Regions from separate parts of the Homo sapiens genome. Here region 1 is linked to region 2. Evidence: read pairs that join two places in POLR2A ChIA-PET (ENCODE). Cell type or tissue: OCI-LY7. All regions are shown on one strand. Links, peaks and the distances in the headings refer to the core of each region. The heading gives the core; the rest is flanking DNA.

What was found. ChIA-PET counts read pairs that join two places held together with the same protein. Peaks named below come from ENCODE experiments on the same cell type or tissue, not always from the same donor. Only the 100,000 strongest peaks of a DNase experiment are listed, where the experiment ranks them.
Region 1: POLR2A ChIA-PET joins it to region 2 with 5 read pairs; 2 of 35 experiments call an interaction of 5 or more read pairs at or near these places.

Annotation. Positions count from the first base shown.
Region 1 is chr9:99,237,447-99,246,194 of GRCh38, forward strand. It overlaps LOC124902230 (a long non-coding RNA gene), which reads left to right and starts at 520. Exons shown (of 2, transcript XR_007061690.1): 1 at 520-663; 2 at 3,054-3,326. In OCI-LY7, for the core only: CTCF peaks have their summits at 3,824 and 4,026; a DNase peak (open chromatin) is centred at 3,885; H3K27ac peaks cover 1,673 bases.
Region 2 is chr9:100,416,605-100,425,352 of GRCh38, forward strand. No RefSeq gene overlaps it. Among named protein-coding and RNA genes, the nearest start is that of MSANTD3, 6.2 kb to the right of the region's middle. In OCI-LY7, for the core only: no CTCF peak of the experiment used is centred there; no DNase peak of the experiment used is centred there.

The DNA.
Region 1 (8,748 bases), core at 1,206-6,205, 1.2 Mb before region 2:
TTTGCAAGGTTGGACCTTGGCTGGTGTCTGAAAACTTGGCATTTGAATCATTCCCTAACTGATAAGGCTGATTGGGCTGATTGACAATGTGGTTTATCCAGTACACCAGCTTTCCTTCTGAGGAAGGTAATTCCTCTGAGAGTCTGGAATTTTGGTAGTTGCCAGGCAGAAGAGGCCCATGTGGCCAGCCACCAACAAAAAAACCTTGGGTGCTGAGTCTCTAACAGGCTTCCTGGCAGAAACATTATTGCATTGATTGTTGCTAGAGAAAGGAACTTGCTTGCAGTGTTCCTTACAGAAGGGAGAGAATATAGGAAGACTGTGCATGGATTTCTCCATTCCACCCATGTCTTTTTCCTCTGGTGATTCTGTTGTGTCCTGATATGGTTTGGCTGTGTCCCCACCCAAATTTTATCTTGAATTGTAACTCCCACAATTCCTGTGTGTCATGGGAGGAACCCAGTGGGAGGTGATTGAATTATGGGGGCAGGTCTTTCCTGCACTGTTCTCATGATAGTGAATGAGTCTCATGAAATCTGATGGTTTTAAAAACAGGAGTTTCCCTGAACAAGCTCTCTTTGCCTGCTGCCATCCATGTAAGACGTGACTTATTCCTCCTTGCCTTCCGCCATGATTGTGAGGCCTCCCCAGCCATTCAGAACTGTAAGTTCATTAAACTTCTTTTTCTTCCCAGTCTCAGGTGTGTCGTTATCAGCAGCATGAAAACAGACTAATACATGTCATTTCCCTGTAATGATCCTTAACTGTGAGGACGATTATATATTGAAACCTGAGTCATTCTAGAAAATCATTGAATATGTGGTGGTCGTGGGGACCTCCAAAAAAGTCGTGATGTATTATTTTTAATGTGCTACTGGATTGTGTTTGCTAATATTTTATTTTCTTTATCAATATTCTTAACTTCAATTCCCCTTTATCAAACTTTTACTGAAAGCTTTTCCAACATTCACATTGTTCTAGATATCTTGACATATAGCAACTTCTGTACTCTTTTGAGGAATTCATGACAACCTCTTTTACAGGTGAGAATACTGTTGCCCACAGAGGTGGAGTGACTCACACAAAGTTCTATAGCTACTGACTGTATAGCAGAGAGGGGAGCCAGGGCTGTCTGCCTCCCAGTTAGGGTGACCATTCTGGTTTGCCCTGGATTGAGGGGTTTTCTCCAGGCTGAGGGGTTTCCTGGGACATGGGACTTTGAGTACTAAAACAGAGATAGTCCTGGACAAATCAGGACTGTTGGTCACCCTACTTAAGTCTACAGCTTTTAAAAAAAATACTTTATCCAAGTGGATGCTTCTATTTTCATGAAAGAAAGCTTGTCCCCATTAGGATTTGGGCATATTTAGACACAAATTGGAAGTGCCAGACACCTGGTCTTTCAAGGAGAACAATTTCCAAATTCCTTTTCTGAGTGCCATACATTCTGCATCTCCCAACCTAGTTTGCTTTGTGCTTGGCTCTTTGCTCTTCTCCACCAAGCCCCCCCTCCCCCCGCTCTGCCCACCACATTTTTCAACATTACTGGTTTTAATTTCCTTTACCATCCCCGTTGCAAAAACTTCTTTCCTGATTTAATTACTATTTCTCTTAATTCAATTTTATGCTCTTGATTGTCGTTAAACTCCTAAAGTTGTTTCTCCAAAGAATTTAATGGCTAGGCCTTGTGCTTAGAGATTAATTGTTGTCATTTTGCTTTCAAGCACAGGTACTTTCTTACTTCTCTTCAGTTATCTTTGGGAGAAAGGAAAGTGACCATCCTTCTTCCCAGGGCTGCTCTGAGAACAAACACTGCCGGGGGCTGCCTTTTGAGAGAGAGAGAAAGCCAGACCTCTTAAATTTGTCTTCCACCTTCTACTGACTCTAATCTCAGCATCTGTGAATAGCCAGAGAACCTCTGGCTCCTCAGGTGGGCTCAGGCCATGAACGGATTGTAGGGAGGGCTCTAAAAACAGCAGCCCAGGCTTGAGATAGGGTGGCTTTCTGCCAGGAGGGATTTGCACAGTGAAGAGGGGGAACAAGGGCTGGCTCTAGCCTCAAACATCCTGCCTGGCCAAGGTCCCCCAGAGGAACTAAGCCTGTGACTCAAAGGAAAAAGGAATACTTTTGGTTAGAATTTCCCTTCCCTGGAATGTCCCTCTTGGGGATAAACCTACTCCTGAGCATCTTTCTCACGTTCACTGTACAGTAGCTAAAAGGCTTTGACCTTTGAGTCTTCTCCCTGCAGCCCACAAACTCTTGATTTTCCCACCTCTGTCACCCCTGGATCTCCTGTTTTCCTGTGCAGATCCTTGACAAACAGTGGCCAGAGGTAGAGGAATGATTTCAGGCTGGAGCTCTGGCAAGCTCCCTTTACAATCCAGTTGTGTAACTCTGCCCCTGTGTGGGTGAAGCAACCCTGAAAGGTAGAAAGCACAGGCTCTGGGGCGGGCCTTAGACCCTGCCTGGCACTTAATGAGCCATGTGATCTCGTGGCTCAGCTGCCTCTGAACCTCAGTTCCCTGGTCTGTGGATAATCAGATATAGAACCGTATAGAAGGGATGCGGGGCTGACTTTTATTTCATGTGAGGGTTAAATGAAAGAATTGAAGTAAAGTATTCAGCACAGTTTCCTGGCACATAAGCCTTAAATAACAAATATTATCAACATTGAGTAGCATTTGGTCCTACATCAGTCATAGAATCTTCAACTTTTAGGACTGAAAAGGAAACCGAAGTCCTGTAGGCCAACCTTCCCTCCCCACTCCCAATTTGATTATGAAATCCTCTATTCAGCCTTTGACTTTGCTAGCAGACCTTTTGTGATGGGGCAGCTCACAGCTCTTGGGGAATCCCTGCCTTCTTTGGGCCATTCTGTAAATGTCAAGGAAGAGCTCTGTGTACATGTGTGATGTATTTAAACTGCTTTCCAGTTGCAGGGAACAGGAAGCCTTTCCCTATTCCCTATTCAGGTACAATAATGTAGGCTGCTAGGGAACAAGATCGAACAATTGGAGAAGGCTTTTGTGGCTAACTCAGTGACGTACTTGCAGGTGAGGGTTCCAGACTCCAGAGTCTCCCTTTACCTAGTTCTTGGGAGTCTAGTGCAGCTGAAGACGAGGTACTGCGGATGAAGAGGAAGACGAGGTACTGCGGATGAAGAGAAACCCAGATGATCCAGGCACATTTTATAGACAAGGCCTCAACGACCCCAAAGGAACCTTTGAAATCACCCTTTTCCTGGGTTCACGACGACTTGTAAACGATACCATCCATCCCTGCTTATTCATAGTTATTAAATACCAGAATAAAGAGATTAGAGCTCATGAGGTGCTTCGTCCCCATCACTCGGGCTGCTTGGCTGCATTTATGATGAGAAGGCTCTGGGTGTTTAATAAAGTATCTGATATGTCTAATAAAATCCTCCCATGGCCCTGCTGATGTTACTATAATAGCTTCATGTCACATGCTCTTGTGCTATTGAGCCAGTACCAGAACATATTTTAAATTCTTATTATGTCTATTTAATTTTTATTTAAAGGAAATTTTCAAGGTTTAAAGCAGGTACCGAGGTACCTAGGTGTGAAGACCTAGAAATGTGCTGTAATATTTATCAAAATAGTAATGGAGTGATTTAAGGATAGTATAGGAATAAGCAACTGTGCATTCGTGGCTTATCTAGTTATAGATCTGTACTGTTCCCCTAAGAACTGCAATTTGTGAAATAATGGCTTCTCATTGTTATGCCACATCTATTTATAAAAAGCTGAGTTTATTCTCAGTGCTCAGTAGTTTTTTTTTGTTTTTTTTTTTTGAGACAGAGTCTCCCTCTGTTGACCAGACTGGAGCACAGTGGTGCGATCTCGGTTCACTGCAATCTCCGCCTCCCCGGTTCAAGCAATTCTTATGTCTCAGCTTCCTGAATAGCTAGGATTATAGGCGTGAGCCACTACGCCAGGCCTCAGTACTTAAAAGATTTTATCTTACTTTAATGATATATTTTATATAAGCTTCTGGAAGGTTAGAGCAGGATTGGACCTTAGAACTTAATTTGACCAATTCCTTCCTGACAGTAATGACAAAATTGAGGCCCAGAGAGGGGAAGGAATTTGCCCAAGGTCATACACGTAATAAAGGCAGAACTGGGATTCAAGCCTAGATTTTTACACTTCATGCTCTTGCTACCATAATAAGAAGCCCTTAAAATACCTATACGTACCTGGCTTTCATATACACACCTCCATGAGAGGGAGGCAACGTGTACACGTAAACATGCTTGTGACAAGGGAATTGGCAGTGATAGCTGTTGTCACTGGCCGCCAGGACCCACATGGCCTATCTGGTTGCTTAGGTGGCTGTTCTCTTTCCTCTCTCCCTCTTCCTCTTGAGTCCAGGTGTAACTAAGGCATTATAAAAAACAGACAAACCTTGACATCGGAAGAGCTGACTTTCTTTTTTTTTATTTTTATTTATTTATTTTTTTATTATATTTTAAGTTCTAGGGTACATGTGCACAATGTGCAGGTTTGTTACATATGTATACATGTGCCATGTTGGTGTGCTGCACCCATTAACTCGTCATTTACCTTAGGTATATCTCCTAATGCTATCTCTCCCCCCTCCCTTCACCCCATGACAGGCCCCGGTGTGTGATGTTCCCCTTTCTGTGTCCAAGTGTTCTCATTGTTCAATTCCCACTTATGAGTGAGAACATGCGGTGTTTGGTTTTTTGTCCTTGTGATAGTTTGCTGAGAATGATGGTTTCCAGCTTCATCCAAGTCCCTACAAAGGACATGAACTCATCCTTTTTTATGGCTGCATAGTATTCCATGGTGTATATGTGCCACATTTTCTTAATCCAGTCTATCATTGATGGACATTTGGATTGGTTCCAAGTCTTTGCTATTGTGAATAGTGCTGCAGTAAACATACGTGTGCATGTGTCTTTATAGCAGCATGATTTATAATCCTTTGGGTATATACCCAGTAATGGGATGGCCGGGCCAAATGGTATTTCTAGTTCTAGATCCTTGAGGAATTGCCACACTGTCTTCCACAATGGTTGAACTAGTTTACAGTCCCACCAACAGTGTAAAAGTGTTCCTATTTCTCCACATCCTCTCCAGCACCTGTTGTTTCCTGACTTTTTAATGATCGCCATTCTAACTGGTGTGAGATGGTATCTCATTGTGGTTTTGATTTGCATTTCTCCGATGGCCAGTGATGATGAGCATTTTTTCATGTGTCCGTTGGCTGCATAAATATCTTCTTTTGAGAAGTGTCTGTTCATATCCTTCGCCCACTTTTTGACGGGTTTTTTTCTTGTAAATTTGTTTGTGTTCTTTGTAGATTCTGGATATTAGCCCTTTGTCAGATGAGTAGATTGCAAAAATTTTCTCCCATTCTGTAGGTTGCCTGTTCACTCTGATGATAGTTTCTTTTGCTGTGCAGAAGCTGGAAGAGCTGACTTTCAATCCAGCTGTCCCTTCACCTTTCTGGTCCTCATTATAAAATGAGCTGACTTCCTCTTATCCCAATGCTAACTTCAGCACCTGTCCTGTGGGATGCAAATGGCATTGGTTCAAAAGCCACCCCAGTGTAGTGAGACAAGCTTCTCTAGACTTTCTGGGTAGGAAGGAGGGTCGGAGGGGGGGTATAGATGTTAATGTTTCCTTGTCCTCTCTACCTGTGAGATCCTGTTTATTTTGAATTAATTTCATGGATGGATCAATTTGCTTTCTCACATGTGCTGTTCTGGTCTCACACCACATTGTTGAGGAAATGCAACCCCTTTTCCTTGATTTCCCCTCATAAGCACACAAGGCATCTACACACATGTAGCTGCCATTATAGAAGACTTGAGGAAAGAGAAGTTTGCATCACTGTGTTGCTTGTTGCTTCTTCTTTTTAGAGAACCTTTCTGCAGGGTTCATCCCAGAAATTCCCCATTCTTCACTTCAAAACACAGAATCACTAAGCTCATCAATTCTCTATCATTTAGAAACTATATTTTGGCCCAACAGAGACCTGTATAATATGCCTTAAATGAGGTCTAAGGTTTTTCTCTCAGGTAAAAGAAGTCTTGAAGTAGGCATTTGGCTTGTCCATTTTGGGCTGCTATGATAGAATACCACAGACTGGTAATGTATAAACAATGGAAGTGTATTCCTCATAGTTCTGGAGGTGTTGAAGTCCAATATCAAGGCACTAGGAGGTTCGGTTTCATTGTCTGGTAAGACTGCATCCACTATAAGGGCAGGATGCTGCATGCTCATATGGCAGAAGAGGTGAAGAGCAAGCTAGCCAAATCCTGCTGTGTGAAGGCTTTTTAAAAATGACCTTAATTCCACTAACAAAGAAGAAGCCCTCATAACCTGACCACCTCTAAAAAGCCACACTAAATATATTACATTGGCAACGCCTGAATTTGAGGTGAGGGGACACATCCAAACCACAGAAGCATTCCAGGGCTGATGTGGTAATGCTACCATCTCATTAATGTCCTTATCTCCTCTTGTGTTTCTGTTTTGGTGTACTTAGCACAAGCTCACTGTCCTCAATCAAGGCCACCTCATACCTGCAGAGTGGCTGCCGCAGCACCAGTTATTACATCCATATTTCGGGTAGAGGAAGAAGGAAGGTCAACAAGAGACCTGCCAACAGAGTCAGCCACTTTTTTAGGGAGCATTTCCAATCCTACACAATAGTTTCTTCATTCCATTAGCCTGAAGGTAGTCACATGACCGCTCTTATCTAGAAGGGAGGATAAGAAATCTAATTTTTTAGTGGGGACACATTTCTGCTCACCAAAAAGTCAGGGCCCTAAAGAATATATTTTGGATAGGCCAACAGCAGTGTTTGCCGCAACCCTCAATTCAGCTCTGGATGTATCTTTGCATAGCCAGGGATGCATTTTTTAATTAAAACTAAGAGGCCATGCCATTGCTGAAGGGTGGGGAACTGGAGCAGAAGAAATGTCTCTGTCCTTCATCTGCTGTCTTCACTAACAGTCTCTGAAAGTGGAAGGGGCAGTAAAGAAATTTACTTTCCCACTGTTGTGAAATTTACCACCCTCCTTATAAGGCAGAAGTGGTTACAGTTGCTTTTTATTTTCCTGTTACTATACCCAAGGATTGTTGTGAGAATCAGAAGACAGATATGAGAAATCATGTTGTGAACTATAAAATGCTATTAAATGACAGAAATGATTGTTTGTCATTATTATGAGTGTTGTCATGTCTCCCAAAGCTGCCTGCTCAGTTGAAGAAAAGTGTTTTCTGATAGAGAGTAAGACTGAGAACCAAAGAGAAAAGGAGAGAGGGAGATAGAGAGAGGAGGGGGAAGAAGAGCGATAGAGAAAGAAAAAGAGAAAGAGAGAAAGACAGAGAAAGGAAATAGACTGATAAGGAAGGGTGGGAGGAGAGAGAGGGACAGAGAGAAAGGAAATAGAGTGAGGAGAAGGGGAGAAGGAGAGAGAAGGGGAAGGGAGACTGGGAAGAAGGAAGGGAGGGAGAGAGAGAGGGACAGAGAGAAGAGGGGAAAAGAAAGAGGGGAGAGAGGAGAAAAGACAGAAGGGAAGAGCGTGGAGGTCTTTTTTCTATCAAAAGCAGAACAGAAATACATTGACATAATTGAAACCCATGACTGACCACAAGCATACATACAACTCTGGTAGACAGCTTCAAGGTACTTAGGTTTCTCTGACCATTTAAAAGTATCTTCCTCATTTCCAAAGCGGTATATGCATACTGAAGACTATGAGAAACATATGAAAAGGCACAGGGGAGTTTTTTTTTAACTGCTTTGTTGATGTATAGCTGACATAGAATAAACTGCACATATTTAAAGAGTATAACTTGATACATTTTAATGAAAGTATACACTGCAAAACCATCATTATAATCAACGTATCTATCATCCCCAACAGTTTCCCTGGGCTCCTTTGAAAGCCCTGCCCCCGGGCACCCACTGGTCTGCTTTCTCCCACTCTAGGTTAGGTTGCATTTTCTGGAAATTTATACAAATGGAATATCAAATTCCATATATAATGTATGTAATCTTTTTTTTGGCCTGGCTTTTTTCATATAGCAGTATAATAATTAATGATATAGACCCAGCAGAGTTTGAGATATTCAATTAATTCATTAATTGAATTAATTCAGATATTCAGGTATTGAGATTAGTTAATATTGTCATATTTGCTTCAGCTTTCCTCGTTTTTTTGAGTAATGTGATCTATACGAAGAGAAAATGTTTTTAAAAAATACATCTTAATGCATTGTAATTACACAAATTACATTATAATTAAGGAAACCCCTGTGTAACCACCACTCAGGCCAGGAAAGGGAGCTTTGCAAGCACCCCTAACCTCCCAGTGTCCCCTCCCCAGGTCATCACCAGCCTCCCTTTTGTGAGAATCATTTTCTTGCTTTTCTTTTTGATTTTACGATGTATGTATGCATCGCAGTATGATAGAGTGGACTTAGCTGTTTGTGAATTTTATATGAATGAAATCACACTGTATGTCTTCTTCGTGACTTGCATTTTTTGCTTTGTTTGTGAGATTCACCCCTGTTGTACCATGTAGCTATGTTTTATTCATTTTAATAGCTATAGAGTATTCCGTTGTATAAATATACTGCAGTGTGGCATAGCCCACTCTGGAGAGAGAGCTTTTAAATGTGATCAATACAGTTTGGCTTTTCGTTAACACTTGTAGCCATCAGACAGTCCTTACAGGATAGAAAC
Region 2 (8,748 bases), core at 1,849-6,848:
TACAGGCGCCTGCCACCACGCCCGGCTAATTTTTGTATTTTTAGTAGAGATGGGGTTTCACCATGTTGGCCAGGCTGGTCTCAAACTCCTGACCTTAGGTGATCCGCCCGCCTTGGCCTCCCAAAGTGCTGGGATTACAGGGGTGAGCCACCGTGTCCGGCCAGCTCTTCCTTACTTTCTAACTTTAAAAAATGCACAATGCTTATCTTGTATATTTCCTACCCTAGTTCTCGAATCAGCCATTTTTTCAAAGAATCCTGGTCCCTTTTATTGGAGAATGCTATTAGAAATCAATATCTGGGCACTATGTGTATAGAAATGATTTTTTACATAGTTATATTTATGAATCTTGTTCTGTATGACTTTGCTTGTAGTATTTTACATAAGAAAGTACAGTAAGTCCTCACTTAACATTGTCAATAGGCTCTTGTAAACTGCAACTTTAAGCAAAACAACATAGAAAACCAATTTTTTTCTCATCAAAATTAGAAGAAAACGATGTTGAAAGACACATTATTCAAGGATCTGCTTTTTGTATTTCCTTTTCTGATAACACAAAGAAGTGCTCTATTTTATTTTAATACCTAGCTAATGTTTTTTACATGTAGCTTTAAAATGCATCTGGAATCTTTCTTTTTATGTGATGCGGAGTAGGAATGTTATTTCTCTGTAAACAGGTAATTAATTATCTCAACTCCATTTGTGGACTAATCAATCTTTTCCTCTATGGTCTAAATGTATGATATTTCTACATGTCCAAGAGTCTTTTCAGGGTTCTATTTTATTCTTTGAGTTTAATTGTCTAATCCTGTTTAGAGACAGGCAAATTTAATTTCTATAAGTTTGTAGGATACTATCTGATAGAATGAGTGCCATCTTGAATCTTTTGCAAAATGTCTTCACTATTCTTGAACATTTTCTCTTGGAGATAAATTTTAGAATCAACTTATCAAATTGCACGTTTACCATGTGCAGTTTTAGCCATTGTCAATTTTATTTTATATTAATTCTTTCTACAGAAATATTTATTATAAATTGGACACAATACTGACAGTTTATATTTAATTCTTAACTTATGAAAACACTGTAAGCAAATCCTTTCAGATGCTACAGAAGAGTAACATCATCTTGTCATCTTCCATTGGTGTCTTGCTTTTTTAGCTTTGCCTATACATACTAACTACTCATTTTGTGGTAGAGTTAAGAACAATAGGTTAAATTATAATGTCCTTCGTTTGTTGGGCATGGCGGCTTATGCCAGTAATACCAGCACTTTGAGAGGCCGAGGCAGGAAGATTGGGAGGCCAAGGTAGGAGGATTGCTTGAGGCCAAGAGTTTGATATGAGCCTGGGCAACATAGCAAGACCCCATCTCTAAAAAAAAAATTTTTTTAATTAGCTGAGCTCAGCAGTACTCTTCTGCAGTCCCAGCTACTCGAGAGGCTTAAGCCTAAGAGTTTGAGGCTTCAGTGAGCTATGATCATGCTATGTGCCATTGTACTCCAGCCTGGGTGACAGAGTGATACCCTGTCTCTAATAAATAAATAAATAAAAGTCCAAAATTTCCTTGTGTGGGAATGTGCCCAGGTCTAAAATGTTTACCAGTTTTAAAACTGTGGAGTCAAAATGGCTTGCCAAAACCAAACCAAACCAAAAATCATCAAACAAAAATGCACATCAATACAATGCTTTATCAGTCCTATGAAATACCATAGTTTATTGATGCATTTCCCTATTGATGAACTTTTAAGTTCTTTTCAATGTTTCTCTCTCTCTCTTTCTTGCTTTCTTTCTCTCTCTCCCTCCCTCCCTCTTTTCTCTCTCCCTACCTCCTGCCTTCCTTTATTGTCCATAATCAAAGCTGCCATGAACATGGCTGTTGGTAATCACAGGCAAGTCTTTTTCTAGAAAAGACACTGAGAAGTACAATGGCTGAATTAGAAATTTGAGTGAAAAGATGAGGGTGGTAGCAACTGATGTTGAAACAGCTGTTAGGGATCAAAACCAAACTCTTTGTTTTTCAGACATCAATCCTCTTCCTCAAGGTTTCACAGCCTCTTAGTGGCAGACCGGCTCTAGTAATAAAGAACAATTTCAAGCAGCTTTATAGAAAGTAACATAGGTTTGCAGCAGCAGTGGTGGCAGTCTGTGCAGGCTGCTGTTGCCTCTGAGTCTAATGCTGAGCCTGAAGTCGCTGTAGGTCAGCCAGTTTGACAGACGGGAAGGAAACTGAATATGGACAAGGTCAAGGACAAACTAAAACCTGTGAGGACAAACTGTGGCCCACAACGAACACTAGACCCTGCCTCTGTCTCTCACCAACTCTAACCTTGATGCTCATGCTTTCATTGTGGGTCAGAACTCAGGGAAGCTAAAGGAGCTGCAGGACCCAGTGCTGCCCCATGGCATAAGGTTAGCCAGTGATCATGACATGATGTCCCACCGCCTATTGCCCAGGAAGACCTTCAGAGTGTAAAAGACATGTCTCCAGCTTCCAAATCTCCACCTTCCAAATCTAACCCAGAATGTCTCTTAGGTCCATGGCTAAGCCAGAACTATACAAGGAACAGAATTCTGGGAAACAGTACCAAGTTAGCTTAGCTAACCTGACGTAGTACAAAGCTGCTGCGTCTGGTGTGGAGGTTTTAAAATATGTCTATGAATACTTTGCTATGGGGAAAGACAGTCACCCTTTTGTGAGGTTATTCAACCAGTGTATGGGGAAGCTCATAAAGAGGATTGACATCTGAAAAACAAAGAGTTTGCTTTCAATCCCTAACAGCTGTTTCAACATTAGTCGCTACTACCCTCATCTTTTCACTCAAGTTTCTAATTCAGCAACAGACATAGATGGAGAGCAACTGAGCCCTCTTACCAAAAACCAGCACTAACTTGACAACTGTGTGTGTGTATGAGCCACCTTGGAAGTCTATTCTCCAACCCCAGGCAAGACTTCAAATGACTCTTCCCCCAGGTGACATATTGCTGACTACCTTAGGAGAGACCTCAAGGCAGAACTGTTTGGTTAAGCTACTTCCTGATCTTCAGAGACTGTGAGATAATAAATGATGGTTGATTTAAGCCTCTAAATATTAGAGTAATTTGCCGTATAGCAATAAGTAACTATACACCTAGGTATCAATTATTTAGAGTAATCAAGTACTCCAAAAACAAGTAGTAAAAGCTTCAGAGGCCGAGCGCAGTGGCTCACGTCTGTAATCCCAGCACTTTGGGAGGCTGAGGCAGGTGGATCACAAGGTTAGGAGTTTGAGACCAGCCTGGCTAAGATGGTGAAACCCCATCTCTACTACAAATACAAAAATTTGCTGGGCATGGTGGCACGTGCCTGTAATCCCAGCTACTTGGGAGGCTGAGGCAGGAGAATCTCTTGAACGCGGGAGGTGGAGGTTGCAGTGAGCCAAGATCACACCACTGCACTCTAGCCTGGTGACAGAGCAAGACTCTATCTCAAAAAAAAAAAAAAAAAAAAAAAAAAGAAAGAAAGAAAGAAAAAAGAAAAACAAACAAAAATTTCAAAATCCATGTATTATGGGCTTGTAATATGTTCACCAAAACTACCTCAACATCAAATTGTTGTGGCACCAGCAAGTCCAGTGGCCAGTACCTTGCAAGTCTAGCCATTTTAAAATCAACAAAGTGGGCCTCAGGAAAAGATGGGGTGTAGACATTTGAAATGCACGAGTCCTGGAATTTTCATGCAGCCTGGATTTCTTTCTGACTCTGTCCCCCACGACTTCCTGACCCGCCACTTTTCTAGGTTGCTTTTCAACTCTGGCTTTTGGGCTTCTCAACAGTTCTACCTGTAGCCTCTTATTCAGCGCTCCAAGCTCCTCCCCTCATTTGCTCCCTGGACAGCTGGATTCTGCAGGTTGAGGTATTTCTATTTCTCTCAATACCCATTTATTATAAAAGATATTTGAATATATCTGGCAATCTGAAGAACAGTTTCCATTTTATGGAAGGGGATGTTGAGATAGAAAATCAACTTTATGTGTGCATTGGTAAGATCATAAAGGGCATCACTGCTATTTCTTGAAGCTTCCTAAAAGCTATCCTTCTGCTTGGCTGTTGTTTGATGTTGCATTTACGAGAAATCTGCAAAGAGGCAGACTGGCAGTCAGAGATTACCTAACAGGATAACTGTACCTTGGTGGAGTCAGCACAGATCAAAGATTATCCAGTTCACCGGGCGCAGTGGCTCACACCTGTAATCCCAGCACTTTGGGAGGCCGAGGCAGGTGGATCACAAGGTCAGAAGATCGAGACCATCCTGGCTAACACGGTGAAACCCCAGCTCTACTAAAAATACAAAAAATTAGCCGGGCGTGGTGGCGGGTGCCTGTAGTCCCAGCTACTTGGGAGGCTGAGGCAGGAGAATGGCGTGAACCCGGGAGGAGGAGCTTGCAGTGAGCCGAGATGGCACCACTGCACTCCAGCCTGGGCGACAGAGCAAGACTCCGTCTCAAAAAAAAAGAAAAACAAAAAAACAAAAAAGATTATCCAGTTCTTCAATATGTGATGATAATAGTTAATATTTATATAGAAACCATCAAATTGATTTACATATAAAATTCATTTAATCCTCTCAACAATTCTGTGATGTAGGTACTCTGCTTTATAAGATCACTTACTTTTTTTTTTTTTTTTTTGAGACACAGTCTTGCTCTGTAGCCCAGCTGGAGTGCAGTGACGTGATCTTGACTCACTGCAACCTCTGCCTCCTGGGTTCAAGCAATTCTCCTGCCTCAGCCTCCTGAGTATGTGGGACTACAGACACGCAGTACCATGCCCGGCTAATTTTTGTATTTTTAGTAGAGACAAGGCTTCACCATGTTTGCCACTCTGGTCTTGAACTCCTGACCTCAAATGATCCACCCACCTTGGCCTCCCAAAGTGCTGGGATTACAGGCATAAGCCACTGCACCTGGCAGGTCACCTACTATTTTATAGTGACAAATTTTCCAGGAAAGTCTCAATTTCAAAGATCTTGTTTCATTATTCTCATTAGCTATCAAAATACTTGAGAAGTTGCAATATTTTAGCACCTGAACTGCATCATCCAGACTGCCTCTACCATCAGAGAGTGGATCCCAAATACATTTTATACTATTTATCCTAATTTTTGGCTCAGAAAATATGGTCATATTAATAGAATGATTTCAGTGTAGCTACCTACCCATGCCAACTTCTGGTGAATACCCTCACTTACAGCCCTTGCTTGTGCCAGGTGGCTATTTTTGTCCCGGGTGATACTGCCCCTCCATCTCATAACAGCTGATTGGATCGGAAGTGGACTTCTAATCCGAAACTAGTCAATTCATAGATTGCCGTCTTGTGTCCTGGCTTGAAACAATGGATTGAGCCCATAGGTTTTGTCTGGGTAAATATGAACCAAGAGACAAGGAGGAGGTTTCCTTGTTGACCTTGGGCTGTGGTGTCTATGATGACCAAGCACAGCATCAGTAAACAGAGGGAGAGTGGTGTAACCATACAGAAAGACTGAGAGACAGCTGGGCGTGGTGGCTCACGCCTGTAATCCCAGCACTTTGGGAGGCCAAGGCAGGTGGATCACCTGAGGTCAGGAGTTTGAGACCAGCCTGATCAACGTGGAGAAATCCCGTCTCTACTAAAAATACAAAAATTATCTGGGTATGGTGGCACTTGCCTATAGTCCCAGCTACTTGGGAGGCTAAGGCAGGAGAATGGCTGGAACCCAGGAGGCGGCGGTTGCAGTGAGCCAAGACCGCGCCACTGCACTCCAGCCTGGGCAAAAGAGCCAGACTCCGTCTAAAAAAAAAAAAATACTGAGAGAAAAAGAAAGTTGGAGAGGCAGAGACATAGAAAGACACACTAATTTCAAATGAGAGACAGAGGAAAATCGGTTCCCAGTGGCTTTTTTTTTCTTTTTCTTTTTGAAAAAGGGCCTCTTTCTGTGGCCCAGGCTAAAGTACTGTGGCACAATCACAGCTCAATGCAGTCACCACCTCCCTGAGCTCAGATGATTCTCCCACCTCAGCCTCCCACCACACCTGGCTAATTTTTGTATTTTTTGTAAAGACGGGATTTTGTTACGTTGCCCAGTCTGGTCTCAAACTCCTGGGCTCAAGAGATCCACCTGCCTCCGCCTCCCAAAATGTGAGGATTACAGGCATGAGCCACTGCACGAGGCCCCCAGTGGCTTTTAAGTTCCTTGAAGTCCTTCTCAATTTGGGTTCCTATCTTTCAACACCTAAGATTCAATAAACAGCCTTCTCCTGTAGCAAGTTTGGATGAGTCTCTGTTCCTTGCCACCAAAAGAGCCTGAGATGAAAAGAGCCTCTAATATCCATATATAATTAGACTTTGGGGAGACTGGATTTGCCAGTTAAAATCATAACAGACAGATGGATAAGCTAAACACCAATTGATTAATTTTCAAAGACAGCTGTACTTTCATCGCAGAATTCTAGAGTGTTGAGAGTTGGATGTTCAGGGCATTTTCCCTCATTTAAGAAAATTTTGTCCTGCCAGATGCATTGGCTCACGGCTGTAATCCCAGCACTTTGGGAAGCCGAGGCGGGTGGATCATGAGGTCAGGAGTTTGAGACCAGCCTGGCCAACATGGTGAAACCCCGTCTGTACTAAAAATACAAAAAATTAGCTGGGTGTGGTGGCGTGCGCCTATAATCCCAGCTACTCTGGAGGCTGAGGCAGGAGAATCGCTTGAAACCAGGAGGCGGAGGTTGCAGTGAGCTGAGATCATGCCACTGCACTCCAGCCTGGGCGACAGAGCAAGATCCGTCTCGAGAAAAAAAAAAAAAGAAAGAAAAGAAAAGAAAATTTTGTTGAAACCAGGCTGGGTGCAGTGGCTCATGCCTGTAATTTCAGCACTTTGAAAGCCTGAGGTAGGAGGATTGCTTGAAGCTTAGAAGTTCAAGACCAGCCTGGACAACAAAGAAAAACCCCCTTTCTACAAAAATAAAAATTTAAAAAATGAGTTGGGCATGGTGGTATGCTCCTGTAGTGTCAGCTACTAGGGAGGCTGAGGTGGGAGGATCGCTTGAGCCCAGGAATTTGAGGCTGCAGTGAGCTATGATCATAACCTGCACTCTGGCCTGGGTGACAGAGCAAGACCCTGTCTCTAAAAGGAATAAAAAAGGAAAAAAAAAAAAGATGTCGTTGAAATCAACTACTATATCAAGACTGCTTGGTGAGCCTGGATCCTAGCAAAAAAGATACAATATGTATAGCTATTCTCAGCAACCTGTGGAGCGCAATGCATCACTCATCTCCATCACAGGAATGGATCTCCTGAAGGGACCCTCCAGCATTTGAAAAAGGGACAAGTCACATGGATGAGTTCTTTATGGTTTTCTTTTCCTAGACTCTGTGTAGACGCTGCCCTTCTGTTAACACTTTCTACAAAGAAACTGTAATAGCTTTATTATTGATAAAATAGCTCACATTTATTGAGTGTTTTCTCTGTGTTTTCAAGAAACCTATTTAATTTGATGTAAGTGATCCAAAGTAAAAAAAAAAAAAAAAAAAAGAAAAAGAAGTCAGTTGTCCAAGGTAGCATGCAGAACTAAGTCAGGGATCAAGGAGAGAGCTGGGAAGGCAGCCACCATATTGCAGGCCTGAGTAGTTACCCTGCCCCATTAGTTTTTAAGATAGTCTGCTCTCTTTGTTTGAGGAGAGACACATGACTAAATTTGAGTTTCCCATGTCTCCTTAGCAGTACACCTACATGTGGCTCATGTCAATCACCATTATTTATTTATTTATTACAGCATTAATTTTTTTATTTTTAAAATTTTATCTGTTTATTTATTTTGAGACCAGGTTATGAGACTGGCTAATTTTTGTATTTTTGGTAGAGATGGGGTTTTGCCACGTTGCCCAGGCTGGTCTTGAACTCCTGGGCTCAAGCGATCCACATGCTCCAGCCTCCCAAAGTGCTGGGATTACAGGCATGAGCCACAATCTTCATTATTTAAATCAATAAAATAACACTGATCATTTGCTGAAGTTAAGACTAGAAGCTTTTATCTACCCAGCCAGGTAGGCATCATATTCCCATCTTAGAAATGAGAAAACTGGCCGGGCATGGTGGCTCATGCCTGTAATCCCAGCACTTTGGGAGGCAGAGGCGGGCGGATCACGAGGTCAGGAGATCGAGACCATACTGGCTAACATGGTGAAACCCCGTCTCTACTAAAAATACAAAAAAAATTAGCCAGGCGTGGTGGCAGGCGCCTGTAGTCCCAGCTACTCGGGAGGCTGAGGCAGGAGAATGGCGTGAACCCGGGAGGTGGAGCTTGCAGTGAGCCGAGATTGCGCCACCACTGCACTCCAGCCTGGGTGACAAAGCGAGACTCCGTCTCAAAAAAAAAAAAAAAAATGAAATGAGAAAACTGAGATTCAGGAGCTTAACTTAGTTCACGTTTATCTAGTGCTTTTTCCACACTGTATCACTTTATCAATCAAATTTCCAATCTGAATTGACCTTCCAATGTCACACCCCAATAGTTTTCCCTTGACCGTATCTGCATGTAAGAAGGGAATCTTCATGGACTTATAATATGGCACTAAGTGGAAAACAAGTGTAAATGATGTACAGCCTTGGCTTTCGGTGTGGTATCATAGCTTGTTTGCTAGCACATTGTAGCAACTCCCCTGGTATAATTTTAGTTTCCAGGCTCTCTGGACAATTTCAAGGCCTCCTGGACATCAGACAAATTATTGTTAA